3 separate regions of the Homo sapiens genome follow, and regions 2 and 3 are each linked to region 1. A link is a contact called in ENCODE Hi-C or POLR2A ChIA-PET data. All regions are on one chromosome and are shown on one strand. Each heading gives the region's core, a stretch centred on a gene start or an enhancer-like site at or near the end of the contact. The rest is flanking DNA. Distances are from core to core; before and after follow the strand shown.

Region 1 (3,720 bases), core at 815-3,314:
GGAAAGATTAGTGACTGCTGTGTTTCTTGTTTTTTAAAGTTCTCTATACTGTTCAGAAAGAATCTGAAATTGATTAGTATCTTAGATGGAATCAAATAGGCATGACAAATTTCCAGGGAACAGTTTATTGTGAGTTTGTGGTAGTTTAAACAGTGATATTAGTATAGTAATACACAGAGCACAGGAACAGAGGGCACAGGGTGCACCTCTCTGGTAATACATGGAGAGAAGGGTGTTGTAGGGTACATATTTTATTTTATTTTATTTATGTATGTATGTATTTATTTATTTATTTTTGAGATGGAGTCTCACTCTGTCGCCCAGGCTGGAGTGCAGTGGCGTGATCTTGGCTCACTGCAACCTCCGCCTCCTGGGTTCAAGCAATTCTGCCTCAGCCTCCCGAGTAGCTGGGACTACAGGTGTGTGCCACCACGCCCAGCTAATTTTTTGTATTCTTAGTAGAGATGGGGTTTCACCATGTTAGCCAGGATGGTCTTGATCTCTTGACCTCATGATCTGGCCGCCTCAGCCTCCCACGGCGCTGGGATTACAGGCGTGAGCTACCACACCCAGCCTATTTTTTATTTTTTTTGAGACAGGAGTCTCACTGTCGCCCAGGCTGGAGTGCAGTGGCCTGATCTCAGCTCACTGCAACCTCTGCCTCCCCGATTCAGGCAATTCTCCTGCCTCGGCCTCCCAAGTAGCTGGGATTACAGGCGCCTGCCACCACGCTTGGCTAATTTTTTGTATTTATTTTTAGTAGAAACGGGGTTTCACCATGTTGGCCAGGCTGGTCTCGAACTGCCGACCTCAGGTGATCCACCTACCTTGGCCTCCCAAAGTCCTGGGATTACAGGCATGAGCCACTGCGCTCAGCCAGTAGGGTAAATAAGTGGGACCAGGACAGGGCTTTACATTCTAGCTTGGGGGAACCAGAGGATTCAAGACCTGAAGGTGGAAAAAATACAAAGTGAAAACTTAAAAAATGAAAATAGTGAATACTTTTCACCTTTGGCATTTGAAAATACAGAAAGTACAAATCATAAAATGTTGAAGATTGATTAATAGATTACATTAAACATGTAAATAACAAGATTCCCAGACTAACAAGAACAAACCACACAAGCAGGTGACAAAGATGATAATGCCTAATAGTATCCAAGCAGTAGGTAACCTGGTGGATGCTAGAATATAGGGAGTGGAACAGCCTCTGGTTGATGGTAGGAGTGTAGTAATGAGTACAACCTTTTCAGTAGAAACTGCCACTCTGCTCCCCAGTGTTGAACATAGACATATGCAGCAATCCAGAGTTCTGAGTCTGAGTGTATGGCCTAGAGAAACTTATCTCTGGACATTATGAGAGAGTTGTAATGAGAGTTATCATTGCAGCCTTGCATGGGGAGTGAAAAACTGCAAATAACTCAAATGATCTGGGGAACTAAGTGAGTCTATTAAAGCAGTGGAATATTATATAACTGTTAACTTTTGGGAATGAAAAAAGACAAGTTGCAAAAAGCTGTACAGGATGATAATGTTTATGTAAGGCATCTCTTCAGGAGCATTTACTTGTGGTGAAGAAGGAAGAAAATGCAATGAGGGAAGGGTTAACTCTTGGAAAAAACGGATAAAAATAACAGTGTTAATTTTTGTCACATCAGAATATTGGGTAGACAGTTATAAGGGTATAATTTTAAATGGAGAAAACAAAACATTTTGAAACAAGCAGGCTGGCTGGTTTCCTGTTTTGATGTGGTCTAGAGAAAAAGAATAAAAGCCCCTTACTCAAGCTGTAGCTTACCTAACTTCCAAACAATCAGCAACAAAAAACCCCGAGAAACTGTTATCACAAGTTCCTGCTTCATGGGGCTAGGGACCTCCCTGGGCCCCCCCCCGCCCCCAGCATGTGCAGTTAGACTTCAACTTCAACTTATAGTTACCTTTTCCTCATTTTAATGCCAAAAGTCACACCCAGGATGGAGATTTAACCTGCTAGTGCTACACGCAATTTCTGAAGAAGCATGTTTAGCCACTGTGCATGCACTAGAAAAACCCCTCCTATATACATATCCTGACATCACCCCTCCCCACAGGAAAGCCCTTTAAAGTTAACTCCCACACTGCTTTCAGAGAACAGCTGCCCCTTTCCTTTTGCAGTGCTAGCTCACTATGCATAAGCTAATACACTTTCACTTTCTCTTTGCTATTGTGTCTGGTGATCTCTCTTGATTTCTATCATGGAAGATTCCAAGAACCCAGGTCGCTGTTAACAATTTCAATTAAAATATTAAAAAATTTAAAAATCACAGTCAGCCATAGGACTGTACTTGTTGATGTTTTGATAAATATGGCCTTTACTTTTGTAAATTCAAAGTTAAATTAATTTTGGTAACTTTCTAGGAACCCGTCAACTTGTTGACTTCTTTTTGATGTATTACTTTGCCTTCTCTGTGTATCTGAGTTCCAGATGATGAATTGGTTCCACCTAACAGTAACAGAGTTCTTATGTAATTTTGCTTGTAGGAGTCTATCTGAAAAAAGCCATTTGACATACAGAGAAAGCTCTCTATGCTAATGTTCATTGCTGAGTTGTTTATAATGATAGGAAATTGTCAGCAATATTTTCTTAAAAATAGGAATCGATGGTTCACTAAATCTGTTGGGCAGCAGTAAAGTCCAGTGAACCTGCTCTCCCATGTCACCCCATCTGCTGTTGCCAGAGTGCCCTAGTGCGTGACGGGGTAGAGGGGAGGAACTTGGGAGAATGTGGAGAGTATCACATGTGCAGTCTAGGAGTGCAGTCTAGGATTTCAGCTACAGAAAACCTCCGCGCATATGACTAGAACAAGACATGAACTCCTTCCTGTGTGGGAGGATGCCAAGTGTTCTTTTGTTTGTTTGTTTGTTTGTTTGTTTGAGAATGGGGTCACTTCTCCACTGACAGAGATGCATACATATTCCATGTAGAACATTGGAGAACCAGGAGAGCACAGGGATGAGTACCACCAGCAGTCCCGATCCTGTTTAGTCTACATGTGTGGACTTTGTTTATTGTATCTGGGCAAGGGAGCATTTAGTGCCCTAGCCTGCCGAGAGGCAGTGGAGTCATTAGAAATAAATTTGTCTTTTTTGCCCTTCATCCTTATATCTGAGTTGTTATCATGTTCGTCCGGCTCTGTTTGAGTGCCTGTTACGGATCTAGGGCAGTAAGTATACCCAGCCTTGCTCTTAAATCTAGCATGGCAGTGAATGAGGTGACCAGCTTAGAGCTGGGCGGTAGTACCTGGTTTAATCTTTACTCTGGTGTGTGTTCTCATTGTCTTTCTCTTGATCTCTTTTTGTCAAGAGTTTTTCATTTGTTTTGTTTTTTGAGGTATAATACAAATGAAATATAACATGCTAATCTTTTTTGTTGTTTAGGCAAACTTTTCTCTTTTTTTTGAGACAGAGTTTCGCTCTTATCACCCAGGCTGGAGGGCAATGGCACGATCTTGGCTCACCGCAACCTGCGCCTCCCAGGTTCAAGCAATTCTCCTGCCTCAGCCTCCCAAGTAGCTAGGATTACAGGCATGCACCACCATGCCTGGCTAATTTTGTATTTATAGTAGAGACAGGGTTTCTCCATGTTGGTCAGGCTGGTCTCAAACTCCTGACCTCCGGTGATCCACTGTGCCTGGCTAGGCAAACTTTTCATACAGTAAAATGCATAGATTGAACTATATC
Region 2 (3,720 bases), core at 522-3,021, 450 kb after region 1:
AGACTCCAGGCTGGAGTGCAACGGCGTGATCTCAGCTCACTGCAGCCTCCGCCTCCCAGGTTCAAACGATTCTCCTGCCTCAGCCTCCCGAGTAGCTGGGATTACAGGTATGCACCACCACGCCAGGCTAATTTTTTTTTTTTTTGTATTTAGTAGAGATGGGGTTTCACCATGTTGGTCAGGCTGCTCTCAAACTCCTGACCTCAGGTGATCCACCTGCCTCAGCCTTCCAAAGTGCTGGGATTACAGGCTTGAGACACTGCGCCCGGCCTCATTTTCTTCTTTTGAACAATTTCCTCCTGATTAGGGGTGGGGTTACCGATCAGACATTTTGAACATCTTTCTGACTCTTGACAATTTTGCATGTCACAAGATCTGTTGTCCTTGGCCCTAGCCTCTGCAAAGCCAGACCCTAAGGGCTGGCCCCTCTGACATCTCCCTTCCTCCAGCTTTGCGGTCACCCTTTTCACCTGGGGCCTCTGCCTCAGCCTCCTGCCTCTCCTCTCCACAGCCCACTCCTTCTCCTGCCCACAGGCCTGCGGGCTTCCCCTCCCCAGGCAAGCTGGGGCCGTGTCGCAGCGCTTGGCCATCACGACTTTGCCATTGCCAATGCAATCTGGCTCACTGGCATGCACTGTGCTTACCTTAGCCTCAGGGTGTCCTGCATAGGTCCCCAGGAAGATAAACCCTGGGTGATGTGTCATTTTCCCCTTTCCGTTCCTTCCCACGCCCTTCCCCCCACCTCCCCGCGTAGGCAGCGCATCTAGTTGGCACTCCATAAATATCCAAAGTATTTACAAAATAACGTAGAAGTTCTATGCTGTTTAGTTAGATCTCTTAAGGTTGATAATGTACAAGGCAATTTGCATCAGGAGCAGACGAGATAGGGCCCGGCAGATATAAATTAAAAATGCAATTGCACGCATTCATTCAACGAGAACTCACTGAGCAACTACTATGTGCCAACATTATCCACTGCAGTGAATAAAAGACAAACAAACAAGCAAATAACAAAAAAAAAAACAAAAGAGCAAGAAAGTGGCCGGGTGCAGTGGCTCACCGCTGTAATCCCAGCACTTTGGAAGGTCGAGAAAGGAGGATCGCTTGAGGCCACGAGTTCAAGACCAGACTGGGCAACATCATAGTGAGACCTCGTCTCTACAAAAATTAAAAAATTAGTCGGGGGTGGTGCGCCCAGCTCTACTCGGGAGGCTGAGGTGGGAGGATCGCTTGAGCCCAGGAACTGTAGGCTGCAGTGAGCCAGGATCGCACAACTGCACCACAGCCTGGGCAGCAGAACGAGAAATAAATAAACAAATAAAAGCCAGAAAGTAAAAATAAAGTGTTAGATGGCGATTCGAGCTGAGGAGGAAATCAGGCAGGGGAAAGAATCTGAAAGCGAGGAGTGAGTGGCTGGCAAGGCTCCTTCGGAAGGTGGCAATAACAGTCATAGACCGGTCACATCAATTGGGTGTTTACTGCGGGCCAGTGTGTGCCACCAACCTCACACCCGAAAGCCACAAAGACTCACGCCACAACGCAACGAGGCAGGGGCTCCTCCTCCTCCCTTGGTATACGGAAAGAAGCGTAGGGAGCAGAGTTGGGATGCTAGTCAGTACCCCCCTGCACCTAGCCCTTGCCCCTCCGTCTGGCTTTCCCCACTCCCGCTCCGGCGGAGCTAAGGTTAACATTAGACGAGGCTGTGGCTACCGGAAAGAGCGCAGGCGCAGAGCGCGGAATGCGCCTGCGCAGAGCGCTGGGCGACGTGGCCAGTCGGGGCCCGGAAGTGGTCCCTGTAGAACCACTGTGGCACCGCTACTCCGTGCCGCGCCCGTCGAGCATTGCGTTGCTGCATTGCGCCCCACCGACTCCACTATGTTGAAGAAATTCGACAAGAAGGATGAGGAGTCAGGTGAGGGGGCCAGGCCTGGGTCTGAGGGAGGCCGGACCCCCACCCGCCGAGCTTTCCTTCTGGTTCTCTGTCCTGACCCGGAGGCTGAGGCCCAGTGAGGGGCAGGGGCTTGTGCCAGGGTCCACAGCTAGTCAGTGGCAGGCCTCGGAGAGCCCGAGCATGCGCGGCTGTCTCACTCTTGTAAGCTCGGACTGCAATTTTCTGGGTGACCTTGGGCGCGACAAACACCCCCCCCCCCAGGCCTCAATTTACCCATCTGTCAAAGGAGGGGACCATGCCGAATGTTCTCTTGTTACTTTCTTCGTCCAACCTCTTGGGATTCGCTGGGGCTACGTTGGTGCTGGCCAAACTGGGGTGTAACCTGCGGAGCCAGCGTCCTGTGACTGGGAACTCTGACCCCATCATTCATTTATTCAGCAAAGTATATTGAGCAGTTACTGTATGCCAGGTACTGTACGGTGTCCTGGATACTGCAACAGAGCAAGTGGGACACTCAGTGCCTGAGCTAGGAATATTAGAATGGTTGCACCCACGATGGAGGAGGCAGACATCAACCAGATAATCACACGTGTAATTATTTGCAAATGTGTCATCTGCTATGAAGGAACTAGTTACAACGAGATGGTGGTCCCTGGCACATAGGGACTTAGTTAATTACAAGTTATATAAATGAACACAAGACATGGCACCATGAGAAGCACAGGACTGTACCAGGGCTGCTGGGAGATTGTGAGTGGTTTGGGGTAGAGTGGAGCCCACCTGCTTGCAGGAGACTAGTAGGATCCCTAGACAGATTGTAGAGGCTTGATTGCCATTCCTGAGGAGTTTGAACTTTACTAGATTTCCTAGGAAGGGACATCTTCCCTTTACCTATGTCTGGGAGAGTTTTGAAGTTCAGAGTCACAACCTACCTTCTCCATTGTCCTTGACCGTAGGTGGAGGCTCCAACCCATTCCAGCACCTTGAGAAGAGTGCGGTACTCCAGGAGGCAAGTGACATTTGCTCCCCTCTAGCTTCCATCATAAATATTCACCACCAATGCAACTGAAATACCAACACATTCAAAGTGTTGTTTTAAAGAGCAACACGGGAGAAAACTTGTGCCTGGAAGTTTTCTGGAAGACAGGAAAACTTTGTTTCTGGAGAGAGTTAGTTATGCTTACTTCTTTTTTTTTTTTTTTTTTTTTTTTTTTCTGAGACAGAGTCTTGCTCTGTCGCTCAGGCTGGAGTGCAGTGGCGTGATCTCGGCTCACTGCAAGCTCCGCCTTCCAGGTTCACGCCATTCTCCTGCCTCAGCCTCCCAAGTAGCTGGGACTACAGACGCCCGCCACCACACCCGGCTAATTTTTTGTATTTTTAGTAGAGACGGGGTTTCACCGCGTTAGCCAGGACGGTCTTGATCTCCTGACCTCGTGATCCACCCGCCTCGGCCTCCCAAAGTGCTGGGATTACAGGCTTGAGCCACCGCGCCTGGCCTCTCTATTTAAACATTTAAAAAATTTCTCTATTTAAAGTTAATTCCAAAGCTAAGGAAACTGGTTTAAAACTATCACCTAAGCTAGACTGTGGCCATTATGCAGGTAGAGATTTTGCATGACTTGTTTATTTTTATTATATATATTTTTTATATATATATATATATGTATTTTTTTTTAGAAGGCGTCTCACTCTGTTGCTCAGGCTGGAGTGCAGTGGCACGATCTCGGCTCAACTGCAACCTCTGCCTCCTGGGTTCAAGCAATTTTTCTGTCTCAGCCTCCCAAGTAGCCGGGACTACAGGCGCACGCCACTATGCCTGGCTGATTTTT
Region 3 (3,720 bases), core at 419-2,918, 420 kb after region 1:
GATTTGGGATTATACACTTCATGTTGTTAATATTTATTACTTTAGGGGATGAAATTAGGGTAAGGTGGGGCAGATATAATTTTTCTTTCACATAATGTTGGATTTTGTGTGTAACAAATAAACATAAATTACTTTTGTAATTCTTTCAATTCTTAAAGAAAATTTAAGGAAAAAAATGACAAAGACTATAAGGAAATACTAATTTTTTTATAATATAAAATGACAACAAAAATATTAAATTGAATTCCTGCTTTATTCACAACTGTAAAAATAAAATATCCATGTGAATAGGACTGGTAAAGAGAACTTAAAAGTTTTTTAGGGTTTTTTAGAGTGCTAGGAAGTACGTAATCTTTTTTATTTTAGTTTTTTTCTGTACCACTTACAAGCTAGGATATAGTCTTTTTAAAATAAATACTTGTGAATACTTGTGGGGAATAATCATAATAGTTCTATTATGTAAAAGATGCAAACTATGGATGCAGTGGACAAAGTGTAGATATAAAATGCAAAAATTAGGCCAGGCATGGTGGCTCACACCTGTAATCCCAGCATTTTGGGAGGCCAAAGTGGGCAGATCACAAGGTCTCTAAGAGACAGAGACCATCCTGGCCAACATGGTGAAATGCCGTCTCTACTAAAAATACAAAAATTAGCTGGGCGTGGTGGCACGCGCCTGTAGTCCCAGCTACTCAGGAGGCTGAGGCAGGAGAATCCAGGAAGCAGAGGTTGCAGTGAGCCAAGATCGTGCCATTGCCCTCCAGCCTGGTGACACAGCGAGACTCCGTCTCAAAAAAAAAAAAAAAAAAGAATAAAAGAAAATGCAAAAATTGGCTGAGCATGGTGGCTCACGCCTATAATCCCAGCACTTTGGAGACCGAGGGGGATGGATTGCTTGAGCTCATGAGTTGGAGACCAGCTTGGGCAACATGGCAAAACCCCATCTCTACAAAAAAAAAAAAAAATACAAAAAATTAGCTGGGCATGGTGGCAGGTGCCTGTAGTCCCAGCTACTCAGGAGGTTGAGGTGGGAGGATGACTTGAGGCCAGGAGGTGGAGGTTGCAGTGAGCCGAGATCACACCACTGCACTTCAGCCTGGGCAATAGATCCAAACCTTGTTTCAAAAAAAAAAAAAAAAGCTGTTAAGTAAGGATGACAGGCTTATGAATATTTTTTTTCAATTTCCTCAAACTTTATGTAATATTGCACTGCCTTTAGAATAAAAAGTAACTCCTACCCCATAAAAAGCTAGGTTTCCTTTTTTGGAATTTATTACAGAAGAGAAGACAGAACAGAAATTTGTATCCTGCTACAATTACAGTGTTATCAAACTATAGTCCTATATGGATGAGGACTGAAGGAGGAATGCTGAGACTGTTGAGGGTTTTAAAATTTTTATTTCCTTTCCTGTTATGTTCCAAAAAGATACACATCAAGAATGGGAGGAACGAACTTTTAATTTATTTTCTCAGTTTCCGGATGCTCTATCTTCTTTTTCAAATTATAAAAATTCTCTTTTTTAAATACAAGCTGACTGGGTTGTCCCTGAAACACATTAGCTCAAGCTTCTGACCTTTGGAAAGCAAATCAGAGACTATGTTGCGAAAGAATTGTAATCAGCCTCGGTGACTGTGAGAGTTATTTAGGACACAGCCTCTTGCTCAGTTACAGCTCCAGCCTAGGGCCAGCAGGGCACTGGGACATGCTGGCAGCCACTGCATACTGGGCACCGGAAGGAGGATCTGCAGCAAGCTGGGACGTGGAAGGAAGCCACAGGACTTCCTCTGCAAGCTCTGCCAAGCCAAACGAGTATTATCTGCCCTCGAGTTTGTTTTTGCCATGGCTAAACACGGACTGCAAGTTGAACGTAATCCAAGCAGATCATTTCCCTGCAATTTTAAAAAGCAACGTAAATCCTAGACTTGACATGGTTCAAATCAGCTGGAGCAGGGCATCTCAGGGAGTAAGAGAGACTTGGGCTACTTCTAATTTTGTTTATTGATATGAAGAAATAGTAAATACAACTTAAAAATTTTGGTATGCTGTATTTTATTTATGAATTGCTTTTAGAGACAGGGTCTCAGTCTGTCTCCTGGGCTGGAGTGCAGTGGCACAATCATAGCTCACTGCAGCCTTGAACTTCTGGGCTCAAGCAATCCTCCTTCAGCCTCCCAAAGTGCTGGGATTATAGGTGTGAGCCACCGTGCCTGGCCAGGTAAGCTTATTTTAAAATAGTAATATACATTTTTTAAACCTTTAGTCACCTTTTCAAGTAAAGCACCTCTACATTTAAAACAATGGAGTTAGCCAGTCATGGTGGCTCATGCCTATAATCCCAATTTTAGGTAGGCTGAGGCGGGAGGATCAGTTGAAGCCAGAAGTTCAAGACCAGCCTTGGCAACAAAGTGATACCCCATTTCTACAAAAATTGTTTTTTTAAAAAAGTTAGCTAGGCATGGTGTATGCCTGTAGTCCCAGCTACTGGGGAGGCTGAGGTAGGGGGATCACTTGAGCCTATGAGCAGAGATCATACTACTGCACTCCAGTCTAGGTGACAGAATGAGAACCTGTCTTTTTTTTTTTTTTGAGATGGGGTCTCGCTCTGTCGCCAGGCTGGAGTGCAGTGGCGCAGTCTTGGCTCACTGCAACCTCTGCCTCCTGGGTTCAAGCGATTCTCCTGCCTCAGCCTCCCAAGTAGCTGGGATTACAGGCACGTGCCACCATGCCCAGCTAATTTTTGTATTTTTAGTAGAGATGGGGTTTCACCATGTTGGCCAGGCTGGTCTTGAACTCCTGACCTCATGATCTGCCCGCCTCAGCCTCCCAAAGTGCTGGGATTACAGGCATGAGCCACCGTGCCCGGCCTGAGACCCTGTCTTAAAAACAACAACAACAAAAATCCCACAAAATACAATGGAGTCCATTGTTAATTTGAAAAAGTATAGTAAACACACAGAAACATTTTATATATATCCTATCACGCATAGTGTATTTCAGATGTTATGGTTGGATAAAGAAAGACAAATTCAAGGTAATATGATAAGCATCTTCTTTTAGTCCTGCCAGCGTGTCTCTGACTCATGCACACCCTTGTATGGAGAGGAAGCTCTTGGAGAGTGCGCAGGCTGGCCACCCGCCCATGACATGCCCTGCTGTGGGAAAGCCAGAGCAGGGAGTGGATAGAGCCTGTGACTTGGAATCAAAAGACTCAGGGCGGAATTGCAGCTCTGCCATTTCTTGTGTCAACTCTAAGCCTGTATCATCCACTGTAAGATGGAGATAGTAATAAAACCTTCTTCGCAGAGTTGTGGGGAAGATTCACCAAGATTAACACATAGGAAAGCCCACAGCACACTTTAGCATGTAGGTTGCCCAAATGTTTGCTCCCTTTGACTGTCTCTTCCTGGCTGGATGTGAGGATTATGTTGGATGGTGTACGTGAAAACAAATGTTAGTTATAATTAGAAATGGGTAACAGGGTCCTGAATCTAATTCAAGACACCACATCTGATTGTGTGTATGTTGTGTCAGAGTGTCTGCAACAGGTTGTTAGTCCTCCAATGCTACGATATTTTTTAACCTCCTTCTGAGCCCCTCCCTGTCTGGCAGTCCCTAGACCTAGCTAGCTTCTCAGAATAGGTTCTGGAAATGCAGAGAACATTCAGGAGGCAGGCTCACGGCCTGAAAAATAAGGGTCGCAGCTCCTGACTCAACTAATA

Evidence for each region. A loop is a pair of places that touch in the nucleus more often than their neighbours do. ChIA-PET counts read pairs that join two places held with the same protein, here RNA polymerase II (POLR2A). Pooled maps may share reads with other maps.
Region 2: a loop to region 1 is called in a map of naive thymus-derived CD4-positive, alpha-beta T cell, with 3 times the contacts of the local background. The contact joins the promoter of COPG1 here to the enhancer-like site in region 1. A Hi-C loop is called at or near these places in 1 of 168 maps with a recorded cell type or tissue (naive thymus-derived CD4-positive, alpha-beta T cell) and 8 of 50 pooled maps. POLR2A ChIA-PET finds 5 or more read pairs at or near these places in 1 of 52 experiments (Panc1).
Region 3: a map of gastrocnemius medialis shows a loop between it and region 1 (6-fold over the local background). The contact joins two enhancer-like sites. A Hi-C loop is called at or near these places in 1 of 168 maps with a recorded cell type or tissue (gastrocnemius medialis) and 6 of 50 pooled maps. POLR2A ChIA-PET finds 5 or more read pairs at or near these places in 1 of 52 experiments (Panc1).

The regions. Positions count from the first base shown.
Region 1 is chr3:128,802,232-128,805,951 of GRCh38, forward strand. The region is part of intron 3 of RAB7A (RAB7A, member RAS oncogene family); the gene reads left to right. Among named protein-coding and RNA genes, the nearest start is that of MIR12124, 43 kb to the right of the region's middle. RefSeq lists an enhancer at 2,173-2,292. Within about 2 kb of position 2,065, at least 14 of the 41 ENCODE cell types and tissues checked have a DNase peak (open chromatin) inside an H3K27ac peak, as active enhancers do; they include gastrocnemius medialis, where a contact is called at or near this core.
Region 2 is chr3:129,247,835-129,251,554 of GRCh38, forward strand. It overlaps COPG1 (coat protein complex I subunit gamma 1), which reads left to right and starts at 1,772. Exons shown (of 24, transcript NM_016128.4): 1 at 1,772-1,912; 2 at 2,848-2,900. The coding sequence starts at 1,876.
Region 3 is chr3:129,223,468-129,227,187 of GRCh38, forward strand. No RefSeq gene overlaps it. Among named protein-coding and RNA genes, the nearest start is that of COPG1, 24 kb to the right of the region's middle. Within about 2 kb of position 1,669, at least 37 of the 41 ENCODE cell types and tissues checked have a DNase peak (open chromatin) inside an H3K27ac peak, as active enhancers do; they include gastrocnemius medialis, where a contact is called at or near this core.